2 separate regions of the Homo sapiens genome follow, and region 2 is linked to region 1. A link is an interaction called in ENCODE POLR2A ChIA-PET data of the cell type or tissue named here. Cell type or tissue: Panc1. All regions are shown on one strand. Links, peaks and the distances in the headings refer to the core of each region. The heading gives the core; the rest is flanking DNA. Region 1 holds the start of ZIC5 (Zic family zinc finger 5). Region 2 overlaps PCCA (propionyl-CoA carboxylase subunit alpha).

Region 1 (16,173 bases), core at 7,127-11,126:
CGCGGAGCCAAATCACTCAAGTTGTCTTGCAACCAATAGACTTTATCTTCTTCACTCCGTCTACTGTCTATGCGCCCTAGGTGAGCGCTAGGCAGGTTGGGTGTCCAAACAAGAAGTTTCTAGCATCACCACTACAGGTAGGACGGGCTATTCACCCTTCTCTCCCAAACAGCAGCCCAGGGCTCTTCCACCCCACAAGAGAGGTGGAGGTAGAGGCAGAAAGTACTTGGGTGCCAGAAGGCACACAGAGAAGTGAGGCCAAGGTTTTTGAAACTGGGACTGCCCCTCGGGGGTCCTCAGCCCCTCACCACCCCGCGCCCTCTGCCCGCGTGCCGGCGCGCGCTCCGCGAGGTGCGTCAAGGAAGAGCGGGGCGCTGCGCGCGCAGGCCAGGCTCAAACTTTCTGCAAGTGCAACTTGGGCATCCCCGGGGAGGCGGGGACGTGTGGCTCCAGCGGAGGAGGGGGCGCGAAGCGAAAGCGCAGGCGGCCGCAAGCACGGGGGCGAATCCCCGCTGGGTCGAGGGCCTGAACGGGAGCCAATCGAGCAGCCGAGGCTACTGCCAATCACGCGGCTCCCTCCAATCCCACCCGTGCCATTTCCAAAATCTCGGTCCCACTGTGCAGCTCAAATGTGGTGTTCACTCTGCCAATCGCTGGAGGATAGAGTGGGAACAGGAATAAGCAGAGTTAAGAGGCCAGGACAAAAGAAGTTAAAGAGCGCCCAATACATACATGTTTTTGAAGGCGGGCAGAGGGAATAAAGTCCCCCCAGTGAGGGTCTATGGGCCTGATTGTGTAGTTCTGATGGAGCCCCCTTTGAGCAAGAGGAACCCGCCAGCGCTGAGATTAGCGGATTTGGCAACGGCTCAGGTCCAGCCGCTTCAGAATATGACAGGCTTCCCGGCGCTGGCCGGCCCGCCCGCCCACTCCCAACTCCGGGCCGCCGTCGCGCACCTCCGCCTGCGGGACCTGGGCGCTGACCCCGGCGTGGCCACCACTCCGCTCGGACCCGAGCACATGGCCCAGGCGAGCACGCTGGGCCTCAGCCCTCCCTCCCAGGCGTTCCCGGCACACCCGGAGGCTCCGGCAGCCGCCGCCCGTGCTGCAGCCTTGGTCGCGCACCCCGGCGCGGGCAGCTACCCCTGCGGCGGGGGCAGCAGTGGCGCGCAGCCCTCCGCGCCCCCGCCCCCAGCCCCTCCTCTTCCTCCCACCCCTTCACCCCCTCCCCCTCCCCCGCCTCCTCCTCCTCCTGCCCTCTCGGGCTACACCACCACCAACAGTGGCGGCGGCGGCAGCAGCGGCAAAGGCCACAGCAGGGACTTCGTCCTCCGGAGGGACCTTTCCGCCACGGCCCCCGCGGCGGCCATGCACGGGGCCCCGCTCGGAGGGGAGCAGCGGTCCGGCACCGGCTCCCCCCAGCACCCGGCCCCGCCTCCCCACTCGGCCGGCATGTTCATCTCCGCCAGCGGCACCTACGCGGGCCCGGACGGCAGCGGCGGCCCGGCGCTCTTCCCCGCGCTGCACGACACGCCGGGGGCCCCAGGCGGCCACCCGCACCCGCTCAACGGCCAGATGCGCCTGGGGCTGGCGGCGGCAGCGGCAGCCGCGGCGGCTGAGCTGTACGGCCGCGCCGAACCGCCCTTCGCGCCGCGCTCTGGGGACGCGCACTACGGGGCGGTTGCGGCCGCAGCGGCGGCCGCCCTGCACGGCTACGGAGCCGTGAACTTAAACCTGAACCTGGCGGCTGCGGCGGCCGCAGCAGCGGCCGGGCCCGGGCCCCACCTGCAGCACCACGCGCCGCCCCCGGCGCCGCCGCCGCCGCCGGCGCCCGCGCAGCACCCGCACCAGCACCACCCCCACCTCCCAGGGGCGGCTGGGGCCTTCCTGCGCTACATGCGGCAGCCAATCAAGCAGGAGCTCATCTGCAAGTGGATCGACCCCGACGAGCTGGCCGGGCTGCCGCCGCCGCCGCCGCCGCCGCCGCCGCCGCCGCCACCGCCCCCGGCCGGCGGCGCCAAGCCCTGCTCCAAAACTTTCGGCACCATGCACGAGCTGGTGAATCACGTCACGGTGGAGCACGTGGGAGGCCCCGAGCAGAGCAGCCACGTCTGCTTCTGGGAGGACTGTCCGCGCGAGGGCAAGCCCTTCAAGGCCAAATACAAGCTCATCAACCACATCCGCGTGCACACCGGCGAGAAGCCCTTTCCCTGCCCTTTCCCCGGCTGCGGCAAGGTCTTCGCGCGCTCCGAGAACCTCAAGATCCACAAGCGTACTCATACAGGTGGGTGTCTGTCCCCGGCCGCGCCGCCGCCGCCGCCACCAGCTCCTGCGCCGCCGCCGCTTCCGCCGCTGCTTCTCCTCCTCCTCCTGCTCGCCTTAATTTTTTTCTCCTTCTGCTGCTTCTCTTCGCATACGTATAACCCGGACATGTGACTTCTTTTTTTTTCTCTCCCCCCCTTTTTTTTTTCTATGAATAAGTAATTCGATAGCACACACAGGCCCCGCGTTGGGTTCCCACACGGCGGAGTCTCCAGCGCGCCCGCAGCCCCTCGGCCGGGACCCGCAACGCGCGCCAGCCGCCGCCGCCGCCACCTCGGAGCAGACGCAGCAGCAGCTGGAGCAGGAAGGCGCCCAGGACGGTCGGCAGTCCCCACCCGCCCGGCCCTGGGAAGTCTGGGAGGGCGATGGAAAGAGAGGCCGGGCCGCCCCGGCAAGCGCCTCTCTTCCCACCGGGTCGTAGGCCCCGCGCAGTCTCCGCGCTCCGAGGACCGGGCGTGGGATTTGCTGCCGGATTTGGGCCGCCCGAGGCAGGCCTTCCGGGAGGGGAAGGGACCCCTCCGGGAAGACAGGAATGCGCTTTCGGAACCCCGGAGACCACTCGCACTCGCCCACCGTGACACACTCTTCACGCACACCTTCTTCTGCGTGCGTCTCCCACAACTTTACACACTCATATCCTCCTGCGCGTGCACCCCATTCCCGCGACACCTGTGTGTCCTCACACTCACATCATTTACACGCCCCACGCGCCCTCTCACACGCAGTATCACACTCGCCCTGGAGGGTGCTGGAGTTGACATCTGCCTTTCTAGAGAAGGTTCTAGTTGTAGGAGGACCCGAGCCTCCCACCATCGGTGAGGCCTACCCTGTCGTGGAATTGGTGGGGAGCCACCGGCGTCGTGGGGACCCTCCCACCCCACCTCAAGCCCTGCCTCTGGGGATCCCACAGCGCTGAGGAGGGCGGCTGCGGCGCGAGGCGGTGGATGGCTCCTGTGGGTCGTGTGCCCCCTTTGAGCGGACCAGCGCGTCGGGCGGAAGCGCTGATGAGCGCGAACGCAGTCGGGATTTATAGGGACAGATACGATTACCCCTCGGAGGACACTTAAGTAACTGGAGTTTACGTTCAGTAATCACTTGGCAGATTTATCGGCGCTGCTGCGGCCAGGAGGTAGCCGCCGGGTCCCACGCTCGGGCCGGGGGCGCTCGGGGCTCTGCGGGGGCAGCAGCGTCGGGGTGGCCCGAGGCGGGAGCCTTGGCTTGGCTCCTGCGGGCCGCCTGATGGCCGGTGGGGAGCACGTTTTCCCAGGAGCCCCTTTTCTCTCTAATCGGGATCAGTCCGCCTTAATGATTTTTCCAGGAAGAAACTTCCCAGGAGGCTCTCGTAAAAACGCCCTGGCCCGCTAAGCCGGCTGCTCGCTCCTGTGCCCAGCACTTCTCGGCAGGGCAGGATCCAGGGACCGTGAAGCCGCTCCCCAGCCCGGCCCCGAAAGGGAACTCCCAAGCGCGGGGCCGCGCGCGGCCTAGGGCCCTTCCCGCCTGCCCAGGCCTCGCGAGGGGAGCGGCCTTCCCTAGGCGGCTGCCGGGAGCTGCGGGCGCAGAAGCCGATCCGGGCCCCCGGCGGGACAGGCCACGCCCTGCGCACTGTCCCCGGTGGCTTCCCGGGGCACGCGCGCGTGCGTGGGGTCGGGGGGGGCGCGGGGGACCCCAGGCGGCGAGGGGACCCGCGGTCATTTGGGTTTTTGGCTCTGCGTCTCGCGGACGGTTGCATTTCCTGCCCCCTCCCGGCGGCCGCGTGGGCCCCACCCGGTGGAGCGTGGGGGTCCCTGCGGGAGGGACGCAGGCGCCTCGGGTTCAGACTCCAACCCGCGCTTGGTGTTTCTGGCGGTCCCTGGGCCGCTCAGCTATTGGACATTGTGTTCTGAGAGGGCCCATCCGGACTTCTTTCCCTCCCTGCCACGCCGCTCTCCCTTTTGGGGGTTATCCGGGATCCCGGAACGGATTGATCAAAGGGACTAATCCCCGGGCCACTTCCGAAGGCCCCTTTCCTGACCCACGTGCCCCCAGTCCCGTTTATAACCGTCCCGCGGGCCCGACTCGCGCTCTCTCGGGAGAGGGAGCTGCTAGGAGCTGGCGGGGTCCGCAAGTAGTTCCTTACTTTCCCACAGGCTCCAGGCTCTCAAACTCTGTAAATAGTTAAATTCTGACGTGACTCGTCTATCAGAATCTTAAATGTAAACACTGAGGTCTCTCAGCCTTTCTAGTTAGGTAGAATTTGCTTATTCCCCTTAGGCCCCCTGAACAACACAGGCCTTTCCATCGCCCTTGCCTTGTTTTCTTCTGTTTTCTCCGTGCACCTCTTCCTTTATTTAACTCTAATGTTCTACCTTTCCTTCCACGACATCTGTCCCTTTCCTGAGTCTAATTGTTCCCCTTTTTCATGTGCAGTGGAGGAGTTAGCAGTGTTCAAAGCGTTTCTTCACAACCCGGGATATGTAGGTTGAACAGAAACGACCATGCTCAAAAACAGCATTGCACCTTCGCGTAGGGTGGATGAGTAAACCCATGTAATTACGCCTCCATATTGAAGAAAGGCTGATTTTAATTTCTTAAAAAGAATATGATGTTAACTTGGTCTTATCTACGACTTAAAGTGTAATGTAGAAATCAGGACAAATCACTGATGTTTTGATAAAAAGGGATTAGCTTTGTTTTTGTTAAAGCTCATCTACAGAGAATTTTTCGAGGTTGTGATTATCATGGGGTTGTTTTTTCTCTCTTTATACATCACTGTAGGAGGCATATTTGAATAATGTCTAATTCTGTTTTTAAACAGTATTTCCAGGTAGGGAAAGTTAAATTCCAGGCATCTGCCTGAATACTCTCAGATGTGCTAGCATACTCTGCCATGGAAGCAGTTATCGTTGGCGAAATATTTTTTAAAAACTCACTACAGTAAAATATCTGCAGAGGGTGTAAGAAAAGTCACCACAGAAATGTATGTACACTAAGCTGAGGCTTAACAGTTTGTTTTTGAAAACAAGTTATCCAAAACAAAAGAAAATGTCATACCTAGTGTATCACCAGAGTAGCTGCTGAAATATGAGAAATTCAACTTTATTTTTAAATTATTTACCTAAAAGAGGAAAATATTAATTCAATAATATGTATGAAATGACTTGTTTAATTATGGACTCAACTCTATCAAGTTCAGAGATACCAAGGGGAGAGGGAAAATTCAGTTAGACTGTTACCTGCTGTCTTCCTTTTCTTGCTGTTTAACACCAAAATGTAGTGTGGCTGAATTTCTCTAGTTGTCTTATTAAGTATTTCCATTTCCTGGACTAGAGGCCTTGTGTTTAAAGGCGTGTTTGTGGGGTGGTTAGGCCAGCTTAAGGAGGTGACAGCCAAAAGACCCTGGCCTTTTTAAATTTTTTTAAGGTCTTTTTGACTAGTAAGCAATGTAGGGAGCTGTGAGAGTAAGTATACTTATGGCATAAAGTAAAGGTAGGTTCTGCTAAGGCTTGTGGTCTTTATTAATGTATGTTAAAGCTCGATCTGCTGTGCTCTTAACTGCCCTGCAAGTAGTGAGGAAAGCTGTAGAATGCAGAGGTCAACAGCCTGTTCTCTGCCCAGCTAGCCCTGTAAAAATCGAGTGGTGGGAGTATGTTTCACAGGTGCCTCTATTTCTAAAGAAAAACATTGTTTTGTTTTACCTCTTTCCCTTTCCCATCTCCACGTTCTCTCCTGATGCCCCTCTCCTTCAATGAAATCCTGGAGAACACTGAAAGGAAATGCCATTATTATAATTTGACTGTACCCCCCAGTTTACTTTTAATTTAGTGTATGTGTTTGCTTTTTTCTCTTTTTCTTATACGCTTACTTCCGCCTGTGGCTTTGGAAGTATCATTTTGTGTTTATTTTGACAGGAGGATCTCCTGCTTGTGTTTTTGAGTGTACAGACCCTGAGGGGAGTGTGTCTGTCGGGGGAGGGGGTCTGCGGGTCCCAGGTGGGTTTCAGTGTTACATTCTGGCCCTTAGCTCAGCACTAGGGATCTCACCCTGATCCCTCTGGGACTGCAGGGCCTGACAGCCTCTCAGGAGCCCAGGTCCAGGCAAAGCCACCAGGTCAGCAGAATCCAGGCCCATCCCTGAAGCATCCCTTCCCTTTTGTGAATTAGGAAGAAGAATTAGGCTGGGAGTTGGTCTCTGGGAGAATAGGAAAAACACAACCTTGGTTCTGCTTCAAGATTTCTGTCAAGAGAGGGGTCTTGGAAAGCCATTGTTGACCTTTCCTGTGTTTCCTTGCAGGGGAAAAGCCTTTCAAATGTGAATTTGATGGCTGTGACAGGAAGTTTGCCAATAGCAGTGATCGGAAGAAACATTCCCATGTCCACACCAGTGACAAGCCCTACTACTGCAAGATTCGAGGCTGTGACAAATCCTACACTCACCCAAGCTCCCTGAGGAAGCACATGAAGATTCACTGCAAGTCCCCGCCACCTTCTCCAGGACCCCTTGGTTACTCATCAGTGGGGACTCCAGTGGGCGCCCCCTTGTCCCCTGTGCTGGACCCAGCCAGGAGTCACTCCAGCACTCTGTCCCCTCAGGTGACCAACCTCAATGAGTGGTACGTTTGCCAGGCCAGTGGGGCCCCCAGCCACCTCCACACCCCTTCCAGCAACGGAACCACCTCTGAGACTGAAGATGAGGAAATTTACGGGAACCCTGAAGTTGTGCGGACGATACATTAGAATTTATTATTAATAATAATAAGTGAAATAATAAGTGGGAGTCCTTGGACCACATCCTAACCTGAGACAATGCCGAGCCTGAGACAAACCCGTGACTCAGACTTGCCACCGGGTCTAATTAGCCCTATTTATTCAGTATGAAACCCTATGGTGTTTGTACATTTAATTAATTTAATTAAGATATTTGGGCTTTTTTTTTTTTTTTTCTTAAAAAACAAACAAAAAACAACCAAGCTGGACTTGTACATTGCAGGAGGATGGGGCTGGGGGCAAATTGTACCAAGGAAAATGAATGGAGAGATTAGTTAATGGCGATACACACTGCCGATGCAATATATATATATATATATATATACATATATATATATATTATTTTTTTTAAAAGGGGGAGAAAAAGAGCATTAAGTCAGAACTTAACACAGCACCAAGGCCCTCTGCATTTCCCAGAGTGCCTCTCAAATGCCTTTGACACCATACCATGGGCTGCTTTTGAGCCTCCTTGTTGGACCCTAATTCTGCCAAGGCCTCTTGATTGTAAACCACACACCTGCTGCATTGCCAACAGATCCTGTTCCGTACCTGTGTCCAAAAACATTTGTAAAAACCCTTTGAGTTTAATATTTGTAATTTTTAATTTCCACTCTTTTATTACTGATCTTAGCTTAATACAATATTTTTATACAGGATTATTTCTTCAGTATCCTACTGTGTGATTTTAAAAAAAGATGCAGCAACCTTAATATATCTCCATATCTTGTGCTACTGTGATTGTTCAAGCAAAAGTGGAGAGAAGAAAAGCTGCTGCAAAAGACAACTGTGAAACTGTGATATTTTATAAAATAGAAGAAATTCAAGTGCTTTCTTTTTCCTATATGTTTTTTTTTTTTTATCTGAATTCTCAGATACTGCCTCCTAACTGTGTCCAAACTTCTTGTGTAATAAAGAGATTCTGTTTTCGATCCTAAGTTCTTTGGGATGCCAACATTCACAGTCAAGTCTTGAGGAGGTGTGATGATGGCATCATGCCTATTTTTTTGGAAAGCTGTTGTTTTTAAAACAGGCCAACACCTCTTTTATACTGTTGTATCAGCCTTTTAAAAAGTCTATTTTTCAATGCCTGAAACTGCATTTTAATGCATTTTCTTCCACCTGAGCACTGAGCACACCAAACTGGAATCCATTTGAAAATGACAGTGTGTGAAGTGTATGATTTACATTAAAAGAGGGGAGGGAGTTGCCATACATATTAAAAATTTTTAAAAGGTTTATAGTTACCACCAAACACTGATGAATGTGTGACCTTTGCCAGAGCTGTCAAGCTAGGATAAAAAAGGTCAAGGACCTAGGACAATAACTCTTAGTCGATTTATTTTCGGTTGGTACAACACATCTCCTGTGCAAAATGTAGTCCATCAGAAACATCCTACAGATACACTAAAGAGCACTAATTTATCCTTAGAGACCCCGAAGACACCCCCTCCCCAGGGTTTGTAGAAATTTGTTTTGTGTGCTGTGAGTGGTTGATGTAGTCTTGTCATTGTTAATAACTTGTATGTGAACACTATTATTTGTACAGTTGAATTAATTTATTTTCAGACATCATCCTTTTTTTTTTTCTTTCCTGGAAGAGTTCAAAGCACACCAAAGAATTATATTATACATTTTGGTGAAAGATTGTCATTTATGATCCATGGTTTATTTAAAAAAAAAAGGAAAGAAAATGGAAAAATATATTTTTAAGCTTACTTGAATGAACAACGTAATGTGAAAACCAAGACTCTTCCTGCATGTCTTTTTTGCATTGTGTTGATAAGATTATATATAGTTTATAGATATATTATATTACTAGTACAGTGCATGGTGCTGTCACTTGGAAAGCCTTTCAATGTTGTCTTCAGATTGTTGTGATGAATATGAAACATGCAGACCCTCCTTTATAAAGAAAAAGACCTTAAAACTTGAATATGAGATAATTTTACATTTTAAAAGTTTATTTGATTTTCATATTATTCACTTTCAAAGCCCTTTCAAATAGAAAAGGTATGAACTTTTGGGGGGATAATTTATGTATCGTAAACTTATTAGAACAAAATATTCCTGATGTATAATGAGTTGTTTTATTTATACAACTTTTTCAATGGTAGTTTGCACTATTCTTTATTATGCTACAGGTTTATTTATTATGAAACAAAGGAATATGTATTTTATGTATTTTACCATGCATAGGTTAACTCTTTGCCACAGATTTATTGGTTCTTGATACACCTAAAATAAAAAAAAATGTGTACCTCCAATAGAGAGCAAGCAAGAATGATTATGAAGTAACAAATTTAATAAAGGTATTCTTGTTATTATTGCTTATGTTTTACATAATGGCATATCTCTCATACAAATAGAACAGGTTGCTAATGGAGTGAATGTCTTCCCTTGGTCTCTTGATTTCTCAGCCTCTCCCCAAGCAATACAATATTTTTGCAGCCTGGTTTAACTTAACAACTTACAAGCTTATCTAGGAAACACAGATATTTATGAAGACTAAGCCTTGCAGGTTATACTTACAGTAGCATAAATCTTTTGGGTTACTGCATTTATTTGTTAAAATAAGTAATATCCTGATTGATTCTAATCAGTGAAAAGCCAAAAAGTGAATTTTAGCATTTCTTTGGTGCCCAGCCTCCAAAAGGAAAAAAAAGAATAAAGAAAATGTGGAGGAAGGGACGGTGAGGCTTCTAGACAAAAAGAAGGTGAAAGCAAAATCAGTCAGGGGCTGAGATAGGTATTGAATGAAATTGAGTAGTGGGCATCAAATGCCTCTTATGGCGTGGGAGATCAAGATGCAATTTTACTGTAGTTTGTTCTGGAAGTTGAGTGGCTATTGGTAATTTAAGCTCAGCATTTTGGGCCAGGTGTGTTGAACAATTAGATTCTTGCATGGCAGCAAAATATTCAAGTGGCTTAAATGCAGGTGTTTGGCTATGCACATTTACAAGGCTGGATGTTTGCTTGTGTTTTTGTTAGCAGATACAAAACTGATAAAAGTCAGATAGTTAAAAGCAACTGCTAGTAATGTCAATAAGCATTTCTCTGAAAGGTTATAGTGGCTTTTAAAAGTCAGGTTTGTTAAATGTAGTAAAGGTGAAACAGGTTGCAAAGAGTTGTTTTAACTCAGATGACAATAACCAGCACACGAAGGAGAAAAACACTCATAAATGAGGGCCCCAATCAATGGGAAAACTTATAGCTCTCTAATGAAGTTTCTTGTGAAAAGAAGGGTGACACAAAGCCACCAAGACATGAATCATTCATGGGAAATATAAAAGATAAAAGATATCTGACAATGAGCAGAACCTTGTATAGAGTGTATAAAACAAGTTTCCCCTTCTTATTTTCTGCTTTAAAACGCACAATCTCCCACTCCCAGCATTCTCTGTCCAGTCTATAGAGTTAAAATTGACCACTGCTCGTACTGCGCCACTTCAAAGTAATTTAGTCCAGAACGGAAGGCTTGGCGCTCGGACAATCTTCATGGTGTGTTAAGATTTCTATGGCAATTGGCAAGCAAGACGTTCCCATCTGAATATGTCTCAAAGAAAGCCACTTATTGACACTAAGTTGGCTATCATCAAAGACTTCATCTTCCCTAGGCAAAACGTGGCCCTTGCAAATACTGTTTAAATCATCTACCTTTGTTTTGCAGGCTAGGAGAATCTTCAAACACACAATTATTTGAAATTTATGTATATATATTTTCCCCATTCAGGATGCTCTTGGTAAAGCTAATGGTCCTAAAATCTAAACTCCATAGAGTTTGAGGGTGGGAATTATATTCTCTTAAGGAGTTGGAGATGGCCACACAAGCATCATAACACTGGGGACAGGAAAAGAGGAGGCCCAACTATCTGCAAACATGTTACACTCTCATAAGTGATCTCTTCCACTTTGGGGAAGGTTTTGGAGACCATTGTGGTTTTACCCACCCAGTAATCTATCATCTGTCATCTCTCTGTCTGTCTATGAAATGGGACAAGAGGTGCTGGCCACTAGTATTTTTAAATCCCAGTTGGGTTAGGAAATCCAGCTCCTGGGGAGGGGGCAGGGGAGACATCTGGTTTCTCAAGTGATCACCTTAAGCCAGCAGAAAAGAAGGCTGATCACAAGGCAAACAAAACAACCCAGCCGCTTATTATTAATGGCACTTTCATCCCCTCACATCACTCCTGGCCTGCCAGTCCACCCACAGTGTAGCAAAACAGGATGCCCAGCCACGGAAGCCTTCCAGGTCTGGAGGCACAGGCAGGCCGGCAGGGGACCCTAGGTGAAACTGCCCTGGGGACCCCAGTACACTTCCCCTCTGTAGACAAAAACTCAGCCCTACACCCACGCACTCCCCGAGCACACATTAACATACACTGCAAGTGCCTAATCAGGCAGGGAGAAGTTCAAAGCCATGTTTTTTTTCTTTTGGAAATTCAAACTACTGCTTCTATGGTCCATCCACGCGGAGCGTCAGGATCGCTGTGGCAGTGGGCAGGGCCAGGGGAGTCGCCGGCAGAGGGGCCACTGTGATTCGAGACAGTCGATGAGACACAGCTGCAGTGACCTTTTTACTTTCATGCCAAGTTACTTCAGTCCACTTGCACCTCATCAGAAATTTTATATATATATACACATATATACACATATATATACACATATATATACATATATACACATATACATATATATACACATATATACATATATATACATATATACACATATATACATATATATACATATATACACACATATATACATATATATATACACATATATACATATATATATATATTCAGCGTTTAAGATTCTTCCATAGAACCTCCTAGCTTGAGAGAAAGGGGAGAGAAAGAATGAAGAAAGGAGGATAGGAGCGGAGGAGAGTCGGGGTGGGGAGTGGGTGATGTTCGAAGGGTGGGGGAGAGGGGCAGGGGCGCCAGAGCCCCAGCTCCTCTTCCTTCCCTCCCCACCTAAGTACTTTTATTTGCAGAGCGATTGTTCTTTGTTTATTTAATACAAGTACTGTGTGAATGGTGAAAAATAAACACGATGAAAAATAACCAAACAGATGATTCCTCCGAGTGAAAAAGCCCGGACTTAATAAAAGTGCGAAGCAGTCACCGCTGAATGAGAAACCCTTTGAAGTGGAACTTATTATAGGAGGAATACTTTGGGGTTGCCTTAACGACGCCGCTGAATCGAAAGCGCTCGCCTTTGTCAGCGATTTGTTCTCCTTTGCTGGGGTGCCCAGAGAAATTACTTACATGGGCTGCCTTAACATGCAGCCTGCAAATCAGTAACTTTGCAGCTCAGACTCGCAGACGCCACTCGGCTGCGGACAAAAAGAGTCAGGGGGGAAACGCACCAACCTTTCACGCCGAGGCTCTGGGGCTGGGGGCGCACGGGCGTGTTGGGGTCGGCAGATAAGAAGTTGTATTACAACGCCCCCCCTCGTCCAGGCTTCCCTCTTCTTCCCTCTGCACCCCCTCGCCAGTCCGGGCTGGGGCTCTGCGGGCCCGGACTCCGCTCGGTGGCAGCGGAGGCCCGGCTCCTCCAGGGCCCACCGGCGAGGGGCGCTCTAGGGCGCGCGGCCGGGCGCGGGACTTTCCCAGCAGCTCGGGCCATATTTAATAAGGGTCGTTCATCACCGAGGCGCTTTGAAGGGTCGCCTCCAGCCCTGTGCCCATTAGAAAGGCGGAGGTGACATTTAAACTCCGTTTTCAAGGATCGCGGGGGGATTTCATTGAAAAGGCAACTCGTTTGTCTTATGAGCCTGGAAACAACCCCCTTCTCGCTCCTTTTGACCACATGGCATAACTCAAAAACAATAGTTCAAAAGTGAAATGGCATCGTGGTGTTCATTCGGAGACAGGCCCCCATCTAGCACCAGAGAAAAGGGGTAGTCCGCAAGACAATGTGCTTTTTGTGTCCGACTCTGTCACAAGGATTGTGTTGTTTGCTTTGGAGGCTGCGCCTGTTATACTTTCCTGAAAGTGCTTGTGTTAAACAAGAGTTATAAGTCATCCAAAACAACAAACATTTTGATTTTCTTTGCCTAAAGGGCTTTCCCTGGCTATGGGCACCGTGAAAAAATAATGTCCTTGCTGAGAAAGGAACACCAGTAGTAGCATTACAAGCGGGCGCATTAAATATTGAATGACACGGGAAAAAGAGCTTGTCGAGGGGCACTCAGCCTTAAAGTCTTTCTTCAACTTTGTCTTCGGTGGCTGCTGGACTATTTAAGATGGTATTAATTAAGGCAGCTTCGGATGCTGCCCAGCCGGCCGGCCCCTCGGCCGCGCTCGGTCAATGGGCCTGTGCCCCCGCGCTCTGCTCACGCGTTGGCTGAGCCGAGTGCAAATGTCACTTCTCATTTGGAGGCTGAAGAGAAGTGCCCATCCTACATTAAGGGCAGCAGGGATGCAGTCAGCAGCAGGCGTTAAAGGAATACGAGGGACTGCGGTGAGGGGAGGGAAGGCGGGAACAAAATGGGAACAGCTGCCCGGGGCGGGGTCGAGAGAGTGCCCCAAGCACAGCTTTTGGCACATTTTGGAGAGCGCCGCTGGCAAACCGGGGCCAAGCGGGACTCGCTGGGTTGGAAGACCCCCTCTCTTTCGTCGTTCCTGCGTGGGGAAAATGAAAACTCTAGCTCTGCACAAATCCATTAGGCAGGCTGGCGGGGCGTTATTTTACAAAGGGACTCGCTTCTACAAAGAAAGACAAAAGCTTGGTGCAAACAGGCGTCTTGACTGACTTCCACCTCTCCCTACGGTCCCCTTCACAGATCACAAACAAATAAAGCCCAAAGGACCTCAGCCAAGGATCTCCAGATCCAATTTTACAGATGGCGAAACTGAGACCTCAAGCAAGACTCAAATTGATTTTTGTCAATATTCCCCGAAGTCAGAGGTTGAGACCCTCTTTGAGACCAAAGATCCAGGCGGGAGTGGAGTTCTCTTTAAAGTCGCCAACAACCACGCCAAAATGTCCCTTTCCCCTGCCCCCCATTGCAAGTGTTTGATTCAAAGTCAAATGGAAATTGGTTTCAGCAGTTGAAAATTCCTAACATAAAAAAAGGAATGAAGCTTACTGCCAACTGACTGTGGCATAAATGAAATGCATGCTCTGAGAAACTCTGTTAACTATCAGTTCTTGATGAAGAGAGACAAGATTTGGCTGGGCAGAGGGGGCAGGGCATCCCGGCAGATTGATTTCTGCAGCCAGAAGCCCAACAGGCGCCCCCGTCTCCCTATGTGGCGTTTCACCTGGATGTGGGCCTTCTCTTTTACCACACGACCCCTTGTAGGTGGGGGGAGATGCAGTAAAATGCCCTCCCCACCCCCACCCCCGTGTGTGTGTGTGTGTGTGTGTGTGTGTGTGTGTGTGTGTGTGTGGTTAGCACCCTTAGCTTTTGATCCATTTGCAATGTCTGATTCTCCATCTTAAAATGTGTCCATTCAGGGCTCCCTCTGGCCTTTTGGATAAGGGGCGGGTCATGTTTCCACCAAGAGCCATGTTGCAGGAGAACTAGTCCCTACCCTTCCTGCAGAGACTGGAATCTGAGCGCAATGGGTGGCCGGAGAGCTCGCATTCAGACAGCCCTGAGATGCGGGCCTGGGGCCCTACGCCCCATTGGCAGCTGGAGGCGTCGCTCTGGGGCCAAGGAACGCCTGGCCGGGTCAGGACGCGGGCAGAGGTGGGCGGTGGGGCAGCGAGAGAGGGCCGCGCCAGAGCAGCCCACTCCCGCACAGCCTAGGACTGGAGTTCCCAGGCCCAACCGCCTACCTGAGTGATCTGTTTTGCACATCTTTCCTCATTCCTCTTCTCTGCTGTCCCTACCTCCTCTACTTTTTTGCATGAACAGGGCCCAGGCCAGGATAACGGATGCAGAAAGATGGCCTTTTGGCCCGGAACGCACTCTCTCTCGTACGCATACACCCACCTCCCTACCACCCCCCCCACACACACGCTCACGCGCAATTCAACCCCCCCAGCCCAGCCCCAGCCAGTGCACTGGGCACACGCTCGGGATCCAGGCACCTTGCCAAGAGCTCGCGAGCACCCTGCGTGGCACACTGGTTGGAGTTCCTGCACGAAGTGGCGGGGGTGGAGTGAGGAGGGAGGGGTGGGCGGCGGTGCACGCCGCCGACTGCTGGCGGTGAGCACAAGTTCAGTGCTCAACTTCCCGCTCTTAACGAGACCCGGGATCCCTTTGGAGAGGCCCTCGGGAGCTGGCGACAGGGCTGGGAGTGGCGTGGGTAAGCTGGCCGGCGCGGGGCGCGGGCGGCGGGGCACAAGGGCGCTACAAGAAGAGGGCGCGAGGGTGCCCGCGGCCAGCCGGGCGCTCCGAGAAGTCAGCGCGAGCAGCTGTGACTTCACCTATTAGCCCCGATGTCTTTCCGAGGAGCCTGGTGGAGTTAAACAGCCCACAATGGGCGCTCTGGGGCGCCTCCAGCCTGACCTCCACCCGGGTTTAATAGTTTCATAGGAACTTCATTAAATCAATTACTTAGTGAGCACATCATCATTTATTTGTAATTAGCAGCGAGGAGCGCGTTCTCTCCCCCAGCCCGCGGCCCGGGTCCCAGCGGGGTTGACTAGTTGTGCAAGCACTTTTGTTTGCTCGAGTGTTGACTCCCGGCATTATTCGGCCCGGGTAATCTTTACGTCTCAATCTAGTATTCAGGGGGCGAAAGGAAAACAAACAGGGCGCAGGCCGGAGGCCAGCCCTTTGGTCCCAGCCGTCCCAGAACTCGGCCCTCGCTGGGCGTGCAGGGCGCACCTCTGCGGCCCCGGCTCCTCCCGGGAGGAATAGGCGAGAGCGCCACCGGGGCAGAGGGGCAGGAGCCAGCCCGGAGGGTCCAGAAGGAAAGTGGCGAAGGAAGAGGCGATGAAGGAGAGAAAGGAGAAAACCAGCAGCAGGAGCTCTGGGCCTGCAAAACGAGCACAAAAGGGGAACGTCCAGGCTCGCGCACGTGTGCGGGCGGCATTGGAGGGGGAATGCGCGTTGTGCGTGTGTGCAAGTGTATGTCCATGTGTGCATGTGTGTGTGCGCGCGCAGGAAGTGCGTGAAATCACATCCATTTCAGCTGCCCACGGCTGGGCG
Region 2 (16,173 bases), core at 9,764-13,763, 310 kb before region 1:
TCCTCGTAAAGCAACCTTTTTCAGTTACCTACTCCACCCTAACTCATTCCGATCACCTGCTACCTGCTCTGCCCTGACTCCCGCCAAAGCACTCACCCCGTCATTCTCTTTAAATTAGCCAATTGGATTTAGTTTAGCCTCTGCGGTCTAACCCTAGCCAACAGGGGAACAACACAGCAGCAGGGGCCACGTGCGTGAGGGATAAGAACCCCTTCCCCTCCCTTGTCCGAGTGTGTGCTCACCATTGCTCCATCTGTAAGGGCACACCCTTCTATAGAAATAACTTGCCTTGCTGACAATTAAAAAGAAAATTTTATTAAAAATAAAAAGGTTTCTGAATCATAGATCAGTGCAATTGTTTACTCACAGAACATCTTAGTCCCGTTCCTCATACCCCACTTCCCCATGAGGCAGCGTAGTTAATGGCCTGCTTCCCCCCCACACACATGCAGAGGGGTATGCACATCTGGAAAGGAAAGCTCAGACTATTAAAATTAGAGCTTGTAGAAGAGTTGCTGGCATATCTGCCCCTTCTCAACTTTTGGTGGTGGGGAGAGGGAGGGTGAGAGGGTGATGCACTAGTTCCACTAACTGGGCACTGGTCTCTGGGGTAAGAGGCTTGCTTTCAAGTATGGTTACATCACTAACTATGGCGTAACCTGCCCTTCGTATCCCATTCTCCACAAATGAACTTCCATCAGTATATAGGTTAAGGTCAGGATTAGTTAAGGGGACTTCTACGAGATCATCTCGGGCAGCATAAGTCTGGACTATAATTTGTTGGCAGTCATGGTCAATTGGTTCCCCATCCTCTGGGAGAAAAGTGGCAGGGTTGAGGGCCACACACGTGCGTATTTGAAACATGGGTCCTTCAAGGAGGAGCACCTGGTATCTAAGTAGGTGGCTGTCTGATAGCCATAAACTTCCTTTGGCACCTAGTATGCCATTTACATCATGAGTAGTCCAGACAGTGAGATCCTTTCCTTGTATTATTTTGATAGTCTCTGACACTAAGACGGCCACTGCTGCAACTACACTTAAACAGTGAGGCCAGCCTTTTGCTACTACATCAATTTCCTTACTTAGGTATGCCACTGGTGGTGGGGTTGTCCCACGAGTCTGAGTAAGGACTCCAAGAGCTATCCCGGCTCTCTCTGTGACGTATAAAGAGAAGCTTTGTACTGTGGGAAGGCTTAAAGCTGGAGCTTGTACTAGGGCCTGCTTTAAGGTTTTGAAGGCTGTTTCTGCCTCTGATTCCCACCAGAGTATTTGCCCTCTGGGTGTCCTTGATTAGCGTACAGAGTGGCCTGGCTATCTCGCTGTATCCGGGGATCCATAGTCGGCCAAAGCCAGTAATTCCAAGGAACCCCCACAACTGTTTTAATGTCTGAGGGCAAGGATAAGCCAGTATAGGCTGTATTCGTTCCTTGATGAGGGCCCTGGTCCCTTTGGCTAAGATTAGGCCTAGATATTTAACCTGCTGTAGGCAAAGCTGGGGCCTTCGACCTAGACACCTTGTACCCTTGATCAGCTAGAAAGTTCAAGAGATCTAGAGTAGCCTGCTGGCACGAGGCTTCTGAACTGGTAGCCAAAAGTAAATCATCCACATATTGAAGGACCAGAGTGCCTGGACTTGAGAAGTGGCCTAGATCTTGGGCTAGGGCCTGACCAAACCGATGAGGGCTATCCCTAAACCCTTGGGCAAGACCGTCCACCTAAGTTGGGATGTGTGGTCTGTGGGATCCTCAAAGGCAAAGAGGAACTGGGAATCAGAGTGCAGGGAAATATAGAAGAAGACATCCTTGAGGTCCAGAACCGTGAACCATTCTGCTTCCTCTGGTACTTGAGAGAGCAGGGTATAGGGGTTGGGTACAACTGGATATAGTGGAATTACTGCCTCATTGATGAGTCTAAGATCTTCCACTAGTCTCCACTGACCGTTCAGTTTTTGTACTCCTAGAATTGGGGTGTTGCAGGGACTGCTGCATTTCCTCACTAAGCCTTGAGCTTTCAAATGTTTAACAATATTCTGTAATCCTTTATGAGCTTCAGGCCTTAAGGGATATTGCCTTTGATAAGGAAAAGTGGTGGGATCTTTTAACCTGATTTGGACTGGGCAGGCATTTTTTGCCCTTCCAAATTGTCCTTCCAATGCCCAGACTTCAGGGTTGATTCCCTCCTCAAGTAGGGGACAACAAATGGGTAACTTGTTTCTCATATTCATGTAGATAATAGCTCCAGCCTTGGCTAATATATCCCTCCCTAATAAAGGTGTGGGACTTTCAGGCACAACAAGAAAGGCATGTGAAAAGAGCAAAGTCTTCCAATTACAACTGAGGAGGTGGGAGAAATACCTGGTTACAGGCTGTCCCAGGATTCCTCGGATGGTAAGGGACCTTGAGGACAGTCATCCAGGACAGGAGATTAACACTGAGAAGGCCGTGCCAGTGTCCAGGAGGAAGTCAATTTCCTGGCCCTCAATAGTTAAACATACCGGGGGCTCAGTGAGGGTGATGACATGAGCTGGCGCTTGCCCCGGGCACCCTCAGTCCTGTTGTTGGATCATCTGGTTGGGGGCTTCTGACCCAGGGAATCTTCGTCCTCTGGGGCAGTGCACCTTCCAGTGATTGCCTCGGCATAGTGGACATGGACGAGGCGGCAGCCTGTTTCTCATTGGACAATCTTTTTAAAAGTGTCCTAGTAAACCACACTGATAACAAGCCCTACCAGGTGATTGGCCTGCTCCATTTTCTGTCCTCTCTGAACCACCAAGGTTTGTTTGTCTGAGGGCCATGACTAAGGCTGCGGCCTTTCTCTGATCTCGCTTTTCCTTTTGGGCCTGTTCCTCTTGGTCCCTATTATAGAACACCGAGGTTGCCAGGTTTAATAATGCCTCTAGATTTTGTTCAGGGCCCTGGATTGCTTTTCGAGCTTTCTCCTGATATCTGTGGCTGACTGGGTAATAAACTTATCTTTTAGAATCAATTGACCCTCAAGTGATTCGGGTGACAGGGGAGTATATTTTCTTAAGGCCTCCCGTAGCCGCTCGAGGAAGGCAGAAGGATTTTCTTCCTTTCCCTGAGTTATGGCGGACATCATTGAATAATTCATGGGTTTTTTTCTAATTCTCCTTAGTCCTTCTAGAATACAGGTCAACAGATGTTTATGACTCCAGTCCCCATGATCTGAGTCAAGGTCCCAGTGGGGATCCATACTGGGGATGGGTTGCTGACCGGTAGGGAATTTGTCCCTTTCTTCGGCTGTCATTCTATCATTTACTTGACTAAGATACCAGGTATCTCCAAACTCTTGGGCTGCAGCTAAAGCCGCATTCTTTACATTAAAGGCCAAGGTTTGATCTCACAGTAGCATGACGTCTCTCCAAGCGAGGTCGAAGGTTTGCCCTAGACCTTGTAGGACATCTATGTACCTATCAGGATCATCTGAAAACTTCCCCAGGTCTGCCTTGATCTGCTTTAAATCAGAGAGGGAGAAGGGGACATGTACCCGGGTTGGGCCAAATTCCCCTCCCCCTACAGCTTGAAGGGGACATAACCAATAGCCAGGAGGGTTTTGTGGTCCTTTGGAGATTTCTTTGCTTATTTCCTTCTGGGCGGGGGGAGATTAGAGGAGGATTATCATTCATAGGAAGGGGAGCTATAGGGAGGCTAGGATATGGGGGTGAGCTGAGAGGTCCTCCTGTGGGATGTAAATTGCAAGCTTTGCATAGCTGTGTATTCTCCCTCAATGAAAAGAAAGCTTGGACATAAGGTATTCCACTCCATTTGCCTTCCCTCTTACAGAAAAGGTCAAGCTGCAGGATAGTATTGTAATTTGTACTTCCCTCAGGTGGCCATTTTTCCCCATCAGAGAGAAAATATTGGGGCCAAGCCATAGTGCAGCACGGTGGGCTGGCACTGCTGGGGGACCCAGTACAACCTCCACAGCCGCTGGCCCGGGTGCTAAGCCCCTCATTGCCCGGCTGCTCTGAGTGTGGGGCCCGCCAAGCCCACGCCCACCTGGAACTCCAGCTGGCCCGCAAGTGCCGAGCGCAGCCCCAGTTCCAGCTTGCGCCTCTCCCTCCACACCTCCCTGCAAGCTGAGAGAGCCGGCTCTGGCCTTGGCCAGCCCAGAAAGGGGCTCCCACAGTGCAGCGGTGGGCTGAAGGCTCCTCAAGTGCCGCCAAAGTTGGAGCCCAGGCAGAGGAGGCGCCGAGAGCGAGCGAGGGCTCTGAGGACTGCCAGCACGCTGTCACCTCTCACAACTGCCAGGGTCTTTGCTCAGAAAGCACCTGCCCTGTAGCCCTATGAAAATATTCACAAAGCCCCTCCTTTCTGACAATATCACAAAGGGCTAATTTCCCCCAACAATAAGCAAATACCTACACATCAATAAGAAAACCCAAAGGGCAAAGGATCTAATAGTCAATTCACAGAAATATAAATGAATCTATAAAGAAAAATTCATGATAAACAATGAAAACAATATACCATTTTTCACTATCACACAAAGATCAAAAGGCAAAAAACACTTTTGGCCAGGGAGAGAAGAAACAAGCTCTCATTTAAGAGGTAAACTGATAATACTTAACTAATTTATAAAAGCACATATATTCCCAGCAATTCTACTTCTGCACGTGCAAAGTGGATATAAAGGGTCACTCATAATTGCATTATTTGGGATAGCAAAATACTGGAAAAATTATCGATAGAGATCTGGTGAAATTATATGACTGTTACATCCCTATGACAGGTTATTAGAAGTCATTAAAATGAAAAAGATAATGCTTTAAATTAGGCATGGAATACTCCCAAATTAGTATGTTAAAAAAAACAAAGGTTGCTTCAACAGAGGAAAAATAAATGGCTGTGATAAAAGTGTGGTATGGAGAGTAACTTTTCCATTGTAGACTCTTATGAACCACTAGATTTTTTTAAACAAAGTATTATAAATTCTGAGTATTACCATTCAACAAAATAAGAAACTAAAATTATCCCAGCAAATTGCATATATAGTAGTCCCCCCTTATCCTTGGGGGACATGTTCCTAGGTCCCCAGCAAATGCCTGAAACTGTGGATAGTATAGAACATGATTGCTGTCAATTAGAACACTTTTCTATTCATGTCTTATACACACACATTTAATGTCTTTTCCATCTTAAGCACTTATCATGCACTGTGGCCATAACTTTTGAAGTTTGACTTTTGACAGCAAAAGTAGCACAAATTTCTTTTCCTTCTTCACAATGCCACCGACGGAAGATTCATCCTTACCGCAGAGCTTAGCAACCTCAGCACATGACTCTTTTCTTTCCTTATTAAGTCTAGAACTTTCACCTTTTCACTTAAAGGAAGCACTTTATGGCTTCTCTCTGGCATATGTGAATTGCCAGCAACACTACTCTTGTATGCTGGGGCCATTATGAAATAAAGTAGAGGTGACTTGAACATAAGCACTGAGGTATCATACAGTCGATGTGATCACCGAGGCGGATTTTTTTTTCCTTCTGTTTTTTCTTGTTGTTGTTGTTTGTTTGTTTGTTTTTCAGAGACAGGGTCTCGCTCTGTCCAGGCTGGAGTGCAGTGGCACCATCATGTCTCATTGCAGTGAGGTAGCTTCTAAGTGACTCATGGAGAGGGAGTGTCTACAGCATGGAGATGCCAGACAAAGAGAGGATCCACGTACCAGGCAGGATGGAGCAGGATGGTGTGAGATTTCATCACACTACTCAGGATAGTGCACAATCTAACACTTATGAATTGTTTATTTCTAAAGTTTTCCATTTAATATATTTGAAATGAAGTAGACCCTGTGTGTAGCTGAAACTTTGGAAAGGAAAACTATGGATAAGGGGGACTACTAGAATACACTTCAATAAAATAGCATTTTAACAAAATCCTAGTGTCCGTAGAGTAGTTCTCCATCTAGCTGTCCATCTTTCAAATGTGGAGAGAGGTGAGATGAGGGAGAAGTATGGTCAGAGAGGGGAGACAGGTGTGTGTGGTGTGGGTGTGCAGGTAGATACATAGCTCAGTGTTCACTGTGAGAGGTGAACAGAGAACATTCCAAGCAATGGGAGTGGCATGATACAAGGCACAAAGAAGTCAAACTGAAAGGCACCTTCAGGAAAAAGAAAGGAGTCTCTTGCAATTCATACACAGAGATCGGCACTGGCAAGAAACAGGACTCTGGGGGAAAAATCAGGGCTACAAAAAAAAAAGCTTGTGTTGTGATGCAAAAGCATTTAAATTTTATCTTTAAGCAACAGAAAACCAGTGACTTAAAAAAAATAAAGCAAAAATATGTGAAGATAGCAAAGGTAATTCAGTTACATAAACTGTGACCAGATTGAGAACAAAACCAGTCAACGGAACCAACTATTAATGCACCAAACGCGGTGACTTTCTTAGTGTTGCATCTCTTTATGGAGAAACTGTATTGTTATTTCAAATTTCACTCTTAAGAAAATGTAGAAAGTGAAGATGCATTTCTGTTACCAAAAAAAAAAAAAACAAAAACAAAAACAAAACACAGTTCTGAAGCTGGAAAAAGTGAAAGTTCAATCAGGAAATTTCAAAGAAAATAAAAAAAGAACAAAGAAAATTATAGCCCTCTAGTTCAAACTGAAACACTAATTAGAGATAACATATATCTTGGGAGATAAAGAATTTGGTGAATGTGCCTTAAGTATTATAATTTAAGGTTAGTAAAGAAATTTGAAAGAGAATGTCTACTATTAAAAGAACACTTGGGCCAGGCGCGGTGGCTCATGCCTGTAATCCCAGCACTTTGGGAGGTCGATGCAGGTGGATCATGAGGTCAAGAGATCGAGACCATCCTGGCCAACATGGTAAAACCCCATCTCTACTAAAAAAACAAAAATTAGCTAGGCGTGGTGGTATGCGCCTGTAGTCCCAGCTACTCCGGAGGCTGAGGCAGGAGAATTGTTTGAATCTGGGAGGTGGAGGCTGCAGTGAGCCAAGATCGTGCCACTACACTCCAGCCTGGTGACAGAGCAAGACTCCGTCTCAAAAAAAAACAAATTGGATTGTTTAAACAATATCAGAAAGAAATCTTTGGAATATGTAAGAATAGTTTTCTGAACACATATGAAGTCCAAAATTCTTTGTTCATGCTCCCATTTAATTATATCCTCCACATCAAATACCCCCTATCACACAGATACATTCTAAAAAATTAAAATTAACTTATTCTGGTAACTGACAGGATCACAGTCACTGGAAGTAAACCACAAGAGAGAAAAATATGATTAAACACTACATGGGAGACAAATGTCTCAAAGTATGATGTTAAATATCATAGAATGCTATTAAAATAGCACGCTTAACAGCATTAGGTACTATCAGAGCTCTGTTCGTGAACAAGAGCTCTAATCAGTCAGAGACCTTGGGACGTTTGCTAAGCGCAGGTATTAGTGAAATATTTTCTCACAGTGTGGGGCCCAGACCACCGGTGAGAAGTGGGGCAATTTCAGGCCGAACATGGACATGACATTCTATAGCACTGATTCATATCATTATGAGTTAATGATTCACAATTTTTGTCATATTAGATCTGGTAATATGACAAAATCTTTGTGAATTTGATTTTTTTTCTTGAAATATTTTTATAATTTTTTGAGGGTATAGAACATAATTTCCTAGCAAGCTATCCAATACACAAAACATAGGTACTTAGATAGTCTTGACCAACTGCATAGAATTATTCGATAAAAATATCAACTACAGGATGGGCACGGAGGCTCACGCCTGTAATACCAGCACTTTGGTAGGCCCAGGCAGGTGGATCACAAGGTCAAGAAACTGAGACCATCCTGGTCAACGTGGTGAAACCCTGTCTCTACTAAAAATACAAAAATTAGCTGGGCGTAGTGGCACGCACCTATAGTCCCAACTACTCTGGAGGCTAAGGCAGGAGAATTGCCTGAACCCGGGAGGCGGAGGTTTGCAGGCCGAGATCACGCCACTGCACCCCAGCCTGGTGACAGAGTGAGACTCTGTTTAAAAAAAAAAAAAAAATCAACTATCGGGTTTTATACCAGAAACAACCATGGTACAAACTTGAACAAACTTATAACCTGAGATAAATGAGCCAGAAACAAATGGAAAAAAAGATAACACAAGAACAGAATAACAAACTGCCCATTTGTCAATTCCATAAATACTGATAAGTACCTCAATTAAAAAATCTCAGATCTCTTTGGTCTAGAATAGAATACAAATATTTTGCAGTCGTCTCAAATTGTCTTCAGAATCAAATTACAAGCTATTTTTCTCATTATGACAAAATAAAGTCTTCACTTTAACCAAAAACATGATTTCCCAGCTAATAATCTAATTAGACATACTTAGTTATAAAGATACATTTTAATCAAAATCAAATTAACCTTCAAAAGGCAAAATTCTGTCACTTCTAAAGATAGTCACAAAATAAAATATAGGCTACAAAGGTGATTTCAAAGGAAGTATGAGTTTTAAGCAACAACTACTGAGCTACTACCTATAAAATGCTACAAGTATTTACAATACTAGTCTCAAAATGCATCTAGATAGATCACTTTTGCCATACTTAAGGAAAATCAGCCACATTATTTGACAGTTATACTTTACAATGAAAATACAGCAATGTTTTTAACTTTTTACATATAACTTACAGATTAAAATTTTGGTGATTATATTCATGTGAAAATGGTGGGCTGGCACTGAACTTTCCCTCCAAACTCCTTCTAGGGTATACTCTTACACTGCAGAATACAGATGGTTAAAAAGCCTATTCCCAGACTCCCTTACAGCTGAGGTTTCCATGTGACTGCATGAGGTTCTGGATGTGCAAATGCATGAGATTTGGAAAGGAAAAGTGAGATAGCAGTGAGGCACAGACTGTCATTCCACTGCCCGCTCACTGCTTTTGGGGGGTGTTGAGAGTCAGGACACAAACTTATTTAATCTATAGGCATAATGTACCTCTAAAGCCACTCAGCTTGGAACTTGGGCTTATTGGGGACTAGAAAACAACTGGTGGGGAATGGGAGATGGGGGAGGTCTTCTTAAAAACATCACAGGGTAAGAATATAGGAAGGGATCAGCCAAAACCAAGATGAAAACACAGATTTGCAAACCCAACACTCAACACCATTTTTGCCCTAACGTCATTTGCCATTCCAGGAAAAAAGGACTATGAATATAAGCTATACTTTTGGTGGCATCAACAAATCAAAAGCATAACCACGAAGATAAGAGGCCACCAAAGTATCAGTTTATCAAAGAACCTTGATAAACTACCCCCACTTTTAGTGGGCACCATAAAGGAATGCAACCTCAAGATAAGACTGAACTGGAATAAAACCAACCATTCTCTAGAACTGCAACCGGGCTGTGTATCCCCTCAGGAGTTCAAGGAGCCTTACACTTTGAGCTTAGATTGCCGTAGTCACAAATACTACTGTCCATAGGCATGTGGCAGAAAAAAATTTGAAAAATCTCTATAAGAAAGAATCCATCATCTTAGGTTTTGATTAATAACAATTTTTAAAATAACTGTATATGACAGTATAATAACAAGGCCCAACAGGAACTCAACAGCAGAACCAAGAAACAGCATAAAAAGCAGTTAATACAAGTAGTCATAAGACTTCACATGTCAACATTATCAGACATGTACTACAAAACAAATAAGTTAATTATGTTCAAAAAATAAAAGTCAAAATTGAAAATTCAAATAGGAGACAAGAAAAGATAAAAACCAATGAATCATACTTTTAAAAGAACCAAATAGAAATTTCAGAACTGAAATATAAACAATTGAAATCAGGAACTCAATGGGTGATTAATTAATTAAATACAGCATAAGGGAAGGTAAGAAAGACAGAAGAAATTATCCAAAAAAGATGAAAAATATCAAAGAGAGCATAAGAAACATAAGAGATATATTAAGGAGGTCTAAAATGAAAGTTATAGGTTTATTCATCTGTGTATGTGAGATTGTTCCAGAAGTAATAATGGTGGAGAATTTCCAAAAAAAATTAAAAGACATTAATCTACAGACAAAATATTCAATGAATTCCATGTATACATGTACACGAATCAGCAAAAAGTTAAAGGAAATCTAACAAAAACAGAAATTAATAAATGCTACCAAAAGGAAAAATCAATTATGTCCAAATAAGCAGAATGCAGAATGAGTGGGGAAGTCTCACCAGAAACAGTGAAATAATATTTTCAATAAATTGAAAAAAATACTGGCCAAACTAAGATTTCTAATTTTTTTTTTTTTTTTTTTTTTTTTTTTTTTGGTACAGACAAGTTCTCACTATGTTACCCAGACTGATCTTGAACTCCTGGGCTCAAGGGATCCTCCCACCTCAGCCTCCCAAAGCACTGGGATTACAGGGGTGAGCCACGGCCCACAGCCAAGACGTCTAAGAAGAGTAAAAACGCATTTCATGAACAAGGCAACATAAAGTCATTGGCTGTCAACAAAAAGAGATTGTCCCAAGTAAACCTCTAAAAGAAACTACCAGAAACAAAGACAAAGAAAGGTAAATATGTGGGAGGAATGGAATGAATGATGACTAAAATAATAAGAGAAATGGCCTCGGGGGATAATTGTACCCAAGTCAGGAGACAGTAAACGGACTTTAAATGTTCTAAGCTCCCTTGTCAGTCTGGCAGCTCAGGTGAAAAGACACTGTTATCAGTTTTTGATAAATTAAGGATGTGTGTTGTAATGTAGAGGTTCTACCAAAAGATCAGCAGTATTTATAACCCCCAAACTTGTACAGGAAAAAATTAAATGATAAATACTGCAAAAGAAAGAAAAAAAAAGGAAAAAGGCCAGAGATTGGACAAGAAGAAAACATTTTTAAAAATTAGAAATTTAAACTCAAAAATACCAGCATTTCTGTCAACTTTCTAAGGAGCAAATGGTCAAGATACAAGACAAACATATCAAACTGGGCTGAAAAATTATACACTGCTTACAGAGGCACACGTGAACTGTCTTCAAACAGGTAGGTCGAGAGTAAAAGCATGAAGAAAGCCATAGCACGCAAAAGATAACCATCAGGAAAGAGGCAGAAATCCACCTGGAGCCCAGAACATCAGCTTCCCCACGGCTGGGGAGCAGCAGGGCCACTACTGAACTCACCTCAAAGTTCAAGGACACAAGGACGGTCTACCGCCACGGCACAGCGAACAGAAAACAGCCCTCCTGCACCCATGGTAGGGCTAACCAGGGCCCACAGGAGTCTCCCTCTGGGAAAGAGGCACAGGCATGAAGACACGGCTCCCATGAAGCACAGGGTCAGAGGCAAGCCCTCAAGCTCAGGATGAAGCAGGCATGCAGAAATCCCACAAGCGGCCCCTTGGTGCACGTGAGAAAACCACTGCAGGAAGGCTTAAGCTCGACCCAGCTCATGCCTGCAGTGACTCAACACCCCCTCCCCCCCCACCCCCTCCCCCAAGGGCCTAACGGAAGAAGAGTTGACACTGTTTTCAGGCATAAGTATGCCTTCCTCAGTCTCTCCTGTCCTATTCCACCCCTTAGCCATCAGCCCATAATCCCCCCACTCACCCACCCCAGTCCTAGGCAAGTACTAATCTATTTATCTCTGTAGGCCATATGTGTTTTTTGAATGGTGAATTGGACTGAAGAGTGTCGTGTCAAAATTCACATCCACTCACAACCTGTGACTGTGACCTTACTTGAAAACAGGATCTTGGCAGAGGAAATCACGTATGATGAGGCCGTACTAAATGGGAAGGGTCCTGAATCCAATGTGACTAGTGTCCCTACAGAAAACGGGAACCCTGGGCACAGAGATGCACAGAGAGAAGGCAATATGACAACTGAGGCAGGGATTAGAGTTATGCTGCCAAAGCCAAGGAACACCAAGGACTGTCGGCAACACCAGAACCAGGAGAGAGGCATGGAGTGGATTCTCCCTCCAACCCCCCAGGAAGGAACCCACTCGGCTGGAACCTGCATGATAGACTCTGGCCTCCTGAAGTGTACGAGAACAAATTTCTGTTGTGTTAAGCTATAGTTAATGATCATTTGTTATGGTAGTCCTAGCAAACTAACACAAATTCCATAAAACTGGAAATAAACTATCTACAGAAATCTAACAGATAAAGAAATAGTGGCATTTTCTTAGAAAATGTATCATACAGGAGTTCCATGAAATAGCACAAATCTCACAAATGCCATGCTGAAAAAAGAAGCCAGGCACAAAAGAACGAATACTATACGATCCCATTAATATAGTTTTAAAAAACAAACAAAAGTAATAATGCTGCTTAGGTATGCGTAATTCAAAGGAAGAATGATATGAAAACTGAAGGTTCTGAGAAGTCAGTCAGATAGGAGACAGCTCTAGGGAAGATGGAGGGGGAATCAGAATCATTGAGAAGGAGAAGAAAATGAGGCTAGTGTAAAAAGAGCTGGCTGTTTTGTAAATACTTCTAGGCCCAGTTGATGTTTACATTGATTTTTGCTTTATAATAATACATTCAATTATTCACCTGTGTTCTATGTATGTTTCTGTATAGTTCACAATTTAAATGAAAGAAAAAAGGGAAGAAGGAAGGAAATAAAGCCACCGGTTACAACGCCAGTCGCTTCCTGAGATTTGGTTAGAACTAAGGAAGTTATGTCCCCCAAAGCCAACAGTTCCAAGGGCAGCCACTTGATTCTCAACGTCCTCACTGTGGCAGAGGTGCCGGTTCCTCTGGGAGCCTGGCTGAGTGGTACAGCAGTGGGAGTCACCACCGAAGTTCACTCTGGGTACCCTTCCTTCCTCCATCCTTCCAAAGATTTTGCAATCACTGTATCACTTCCTATTTGTAATATCTAGAGTAATTTTTCTTAACAGCACATACACACTGACAAATACAGTTCATCTAGAAAGGTTCAAGAAAAAAACAAAGTGGTATTTCCAACATAAAGTATTAACAGTGACAAAGCAGAGGTCTAGACATTGAACTTTAGAGGGATACTATCCGTCATTCCTAACAGATGTCTTAGCACAAGCATAAAAACTAAATCTTTATTTAACACTTTATGGAGTTAATTTTTTAACATTTATAAAACAAAAAAGGGTGGAGAAGGAAGGGTAAAGTACAGAGGCATGGAGAGGAATAAATAACAGTTGTTGTTACCTGGAGTCTTGTATTCATTTCCAAGAAATAAAAATTCTTCTTAGAGTCCACAAGGAACTCCACGGTCCCAGCAGAGGAATATTTTACTGCTCTGGCAAGAGCTACAGCTTGTTCTCCCATCGCTCTTCGAGTCTCCGCATCCAAAAAAATGCTACATATACAAAAAAATGTTTGTCTACATTTCGGACAAAAATCAAGTTATCTTTTGTGTGCATTACATAAACATTTTCTTAAAGTTTACTCAGATATAGATCATCTATACCAATTTAAGAATTCAAAATATTGTGCTTTATATATGTTTTATAATATATGTTGACTATATTATTAAGCATAACATGCTCAAATAAGTCAACTTTAGATTTGTATAAAACATTTGAACTTTTCACATTACTCTGCAACTTCAATCCATTCACAAAATATATAACTACTCTTCAACTTCTAATATTTAACATATATATTCAGAATTGCTTCGAGCCAAAAACTGGGAGAAAAATAACTTATTAGTATCTAACATACACAATCAATCCTCATTGCTCATGTAGTCCATATTTACAAATCTGCCTACTTGCTGAAATTTATTTGTAACCCCAAAATCAATACTTAAGGCGCTTTCATGGTCCTTTGTGAACAAGTGCAGAGAGGTGAAAAATTTGAGACTCCAGTATGCTAAGGCTGAACAAGGTGATGCTCTCCCTTCTCGTTTCAATGCTCATACTATAACAAGCATCCTTTTCAAGGTCTGTTTAGTGTCACTTTTTTTGCATTTGTGTGTGTGTGTGTGTCATTTCATGGTGTGAAATGGCCCATCAAGCATTGTCCTTAGGTGCTGTCTGGGGTTCCCATGTGCAAGAAGGCCATGAAGTACTGTCTGGAGAAAATGTGTGTGGGATAAGCTTTACTCAGGCACGTGTTATAGTCTTGTTGGCCAGGATTGTGAGTTCACTGTTAATGAATCAACCACAGATATTAAATGAGAAATACACAAAAAACAAAATTATGTATTAATCCACTGAGGAAAATGTTATAAGCAAAGGCTCGCAGGAACCTAACCCTGTATTTCCCCTAGGGGAAATTATTCAGTGTTCACTAATTCAGTAATCAAGGTGACTTTAGAGAACATAACTGCCACAAATAACAAGAATCAGCAATACATCCACTAAATCCTGCACGTTTGGCTTCAAGATACCAAACCCACCTTCAAGCAGGCAAGTTAAGCTAAAATGACTTCAACAAACCCTGAAAAAAATATCATCAAACCACTTTGCATTTTCACAGATTTTGCTTCTATGAAAGAAAGGCTCTGAGAAACAAAACATTAACTACTTTTCTACTTGTGGATTAAAATTATTCTCAAATGAGCAGGATTGAGATGACATGCTATAAAAGCTTTATTATGGAATAGTATAAAAAACTTGCATGAAGCTGCCTCCAATATATAGCAATTATTAATACATAGCCACTCTGGCTTTATCTATGCTACTTGCCCACTTCTCTACCAGGCCCACCCTTTATTGTTTTTAAAGTAAATCCCAAATTAGGTATCATTTCACTTTTAAAAACATACATGTCTGTTTCTATGAGATAAAGTACCCTTTTGTAACACAACTACACAAAAAACAAGAACTCCTTAAAAGCATTTAATATCCACTTGGTATTCAAATTTCTCTATCTCATAAATATCTTTATACAGCTGATTTCTTTGAATCAGGATCCAAATAAGGTCCAAAACTGCATTTGATTGGCTTTTGTATCTTAAGACTCTTTTAATCTGTAATGCCCCTTCCCCATTTTCTGGCCAAGGATCTGGTCATTTTACTGTCTTATTTCTCACATTCTTGGTTCAACTGCATGCAACCCCACGGTGTCTTTTAACATTCATATTACATTTCTATTTCATATAGATTGCTAGTTAGACTCAGAGCCTTGAATATATTCAAGTTGGATTGGGGTGGGGGAGGGGGAAGAGTTCACAGGTGGGAAGTGTACTTCCTACTGTCTCCCTTTTGGTGAAGTTACAATAAATCAATGGGTTCAAGTGTTATGAATTATCTATAATATAGTTTGCATTAACCTAATGTATAGACATAGATGACATTTCAACAATAACTGGCTGACAAAATTAATGCAACTAAAAAAAACCCCAACTAACAATTAATAGCATAACATCTGGAGAATCTCAGTGCAGCTCTGTGAAACTATCTTTCTCCTATTTGATCTTGCCCTTGCCCTTTTCAAAAGCCCTGCTAGATATCCAGAGATATGAGTGACCCTAGCTAGCATTGCCCTCAAAGCACATTAGTAGATTCTTTTTTTTATTTTTATTTTTCGGGGGGTGGGGGAGAACAGGGTCTTGCTCTGTCACCCAGGCTGGAATCTGGTGGCATGATGTCGGCTCACTGCAACCTCGACCTCTGGGGTTAAGCAATCCTCCCACTTCAGCCTCCCAAGTAGCTGGAACTATAGGCATATGCCACCACAGTCAGCTGATTTTTTACTTTTTTGTGAAGATGAGGTCCCACTACGTTGTCCAGGCTGGTCTCAAACTCTTAGGCTCAAGCAATCCTCCCACCTCAGCCTCCCAAAGTGCTAAGATTACAGGTGTGAGCCACCATGCCCAGCCGATTCTTACTCCAGGAACTGAAAACTACACATTCCATTTATTTTAACATTTCACAGTGTACAAATACATATCAGGTCAGTATTAATGATGAGTTCTAGCTTTTTCATTTTGATTCCTACTGCTGTATATTTTCCTTTTTTTCTCTAAATAAGTAGATAAGGTATTCATTATGAAAAGTTTGTATTTCTAGACAAAGAGAAAAAACAAACACATTTTATGATTCAAGGTTCCCAGTCTGGGAAAGATTTCTATCCCAGGTAACACTTGAGTAGGTTTTTACTAAAAACAGAGTGTTAATTGAATTGGAATTGATAATCAGTCAAGGAAACAGAAAATTGCAAGACATGTGTGTTGAAGACTCTTACTGTTCCACA

Evidence for each region. ChIA-PET counts read pairs that join two places held together with the same protein. Peaks named below come from ENCODE experiments on the same cell type or tissue, not always from the same donor. Only the 100,000 strongest peaks of a DNase experiment are listed, where the experiment ranks them.
Region 2: POLR2A ChIA-PET joins it to region 1 with 7 read pairs; 2 of 35 experiments call an interaction of 5 or more read pairs at or near these places.

What each region holds. Positions count from the first base shown.
Region 1 is chr13:99,956,235-99,972,407 of GRCh38, reverse strand. It overlaps ZIC5 (Zic family zinc finger 5), which reads left to right and starts at 641. Exons shown (of 2, transcript NM_033132.5): 1 at 641-2,281; 2 at 6,589-9,444. The coding sequence starts at 805. The coding sequence ends at 7,031. CLYBL-AS3 (CLYBL antisense RNA 3) reads left to right here and starts at 15,243. Exons shown (of 5, transcript NR_120421.1): 1 at 15,243-15,325. RefSeq lists enhancers at 14,213-15,187, 15,188-16,163. In Panc1, for the core only: no CTCF peak of the experiment used is centred there; no DNase peak of the experiment used is centred there; H3K27ac peaks cover 501 bases.
Region 2 is chr13:100,270,353-100,286,525 of GRCh38, reverse strand. It overlaps PCCA (propionyl-CoA carboxylase subunit alpha), which reads right to left. Exons shown (of 24, transcript NM_000282.4): 12 at 13,180-13,330. Among named protein-coding and RNA genes, the nearest start is that of PCCA, 190 kb to the right of the region's middle. In Panc1, for the core only: no CTCF peak of the experiment used is centred there; no DNase peak of the experiment used is centred there.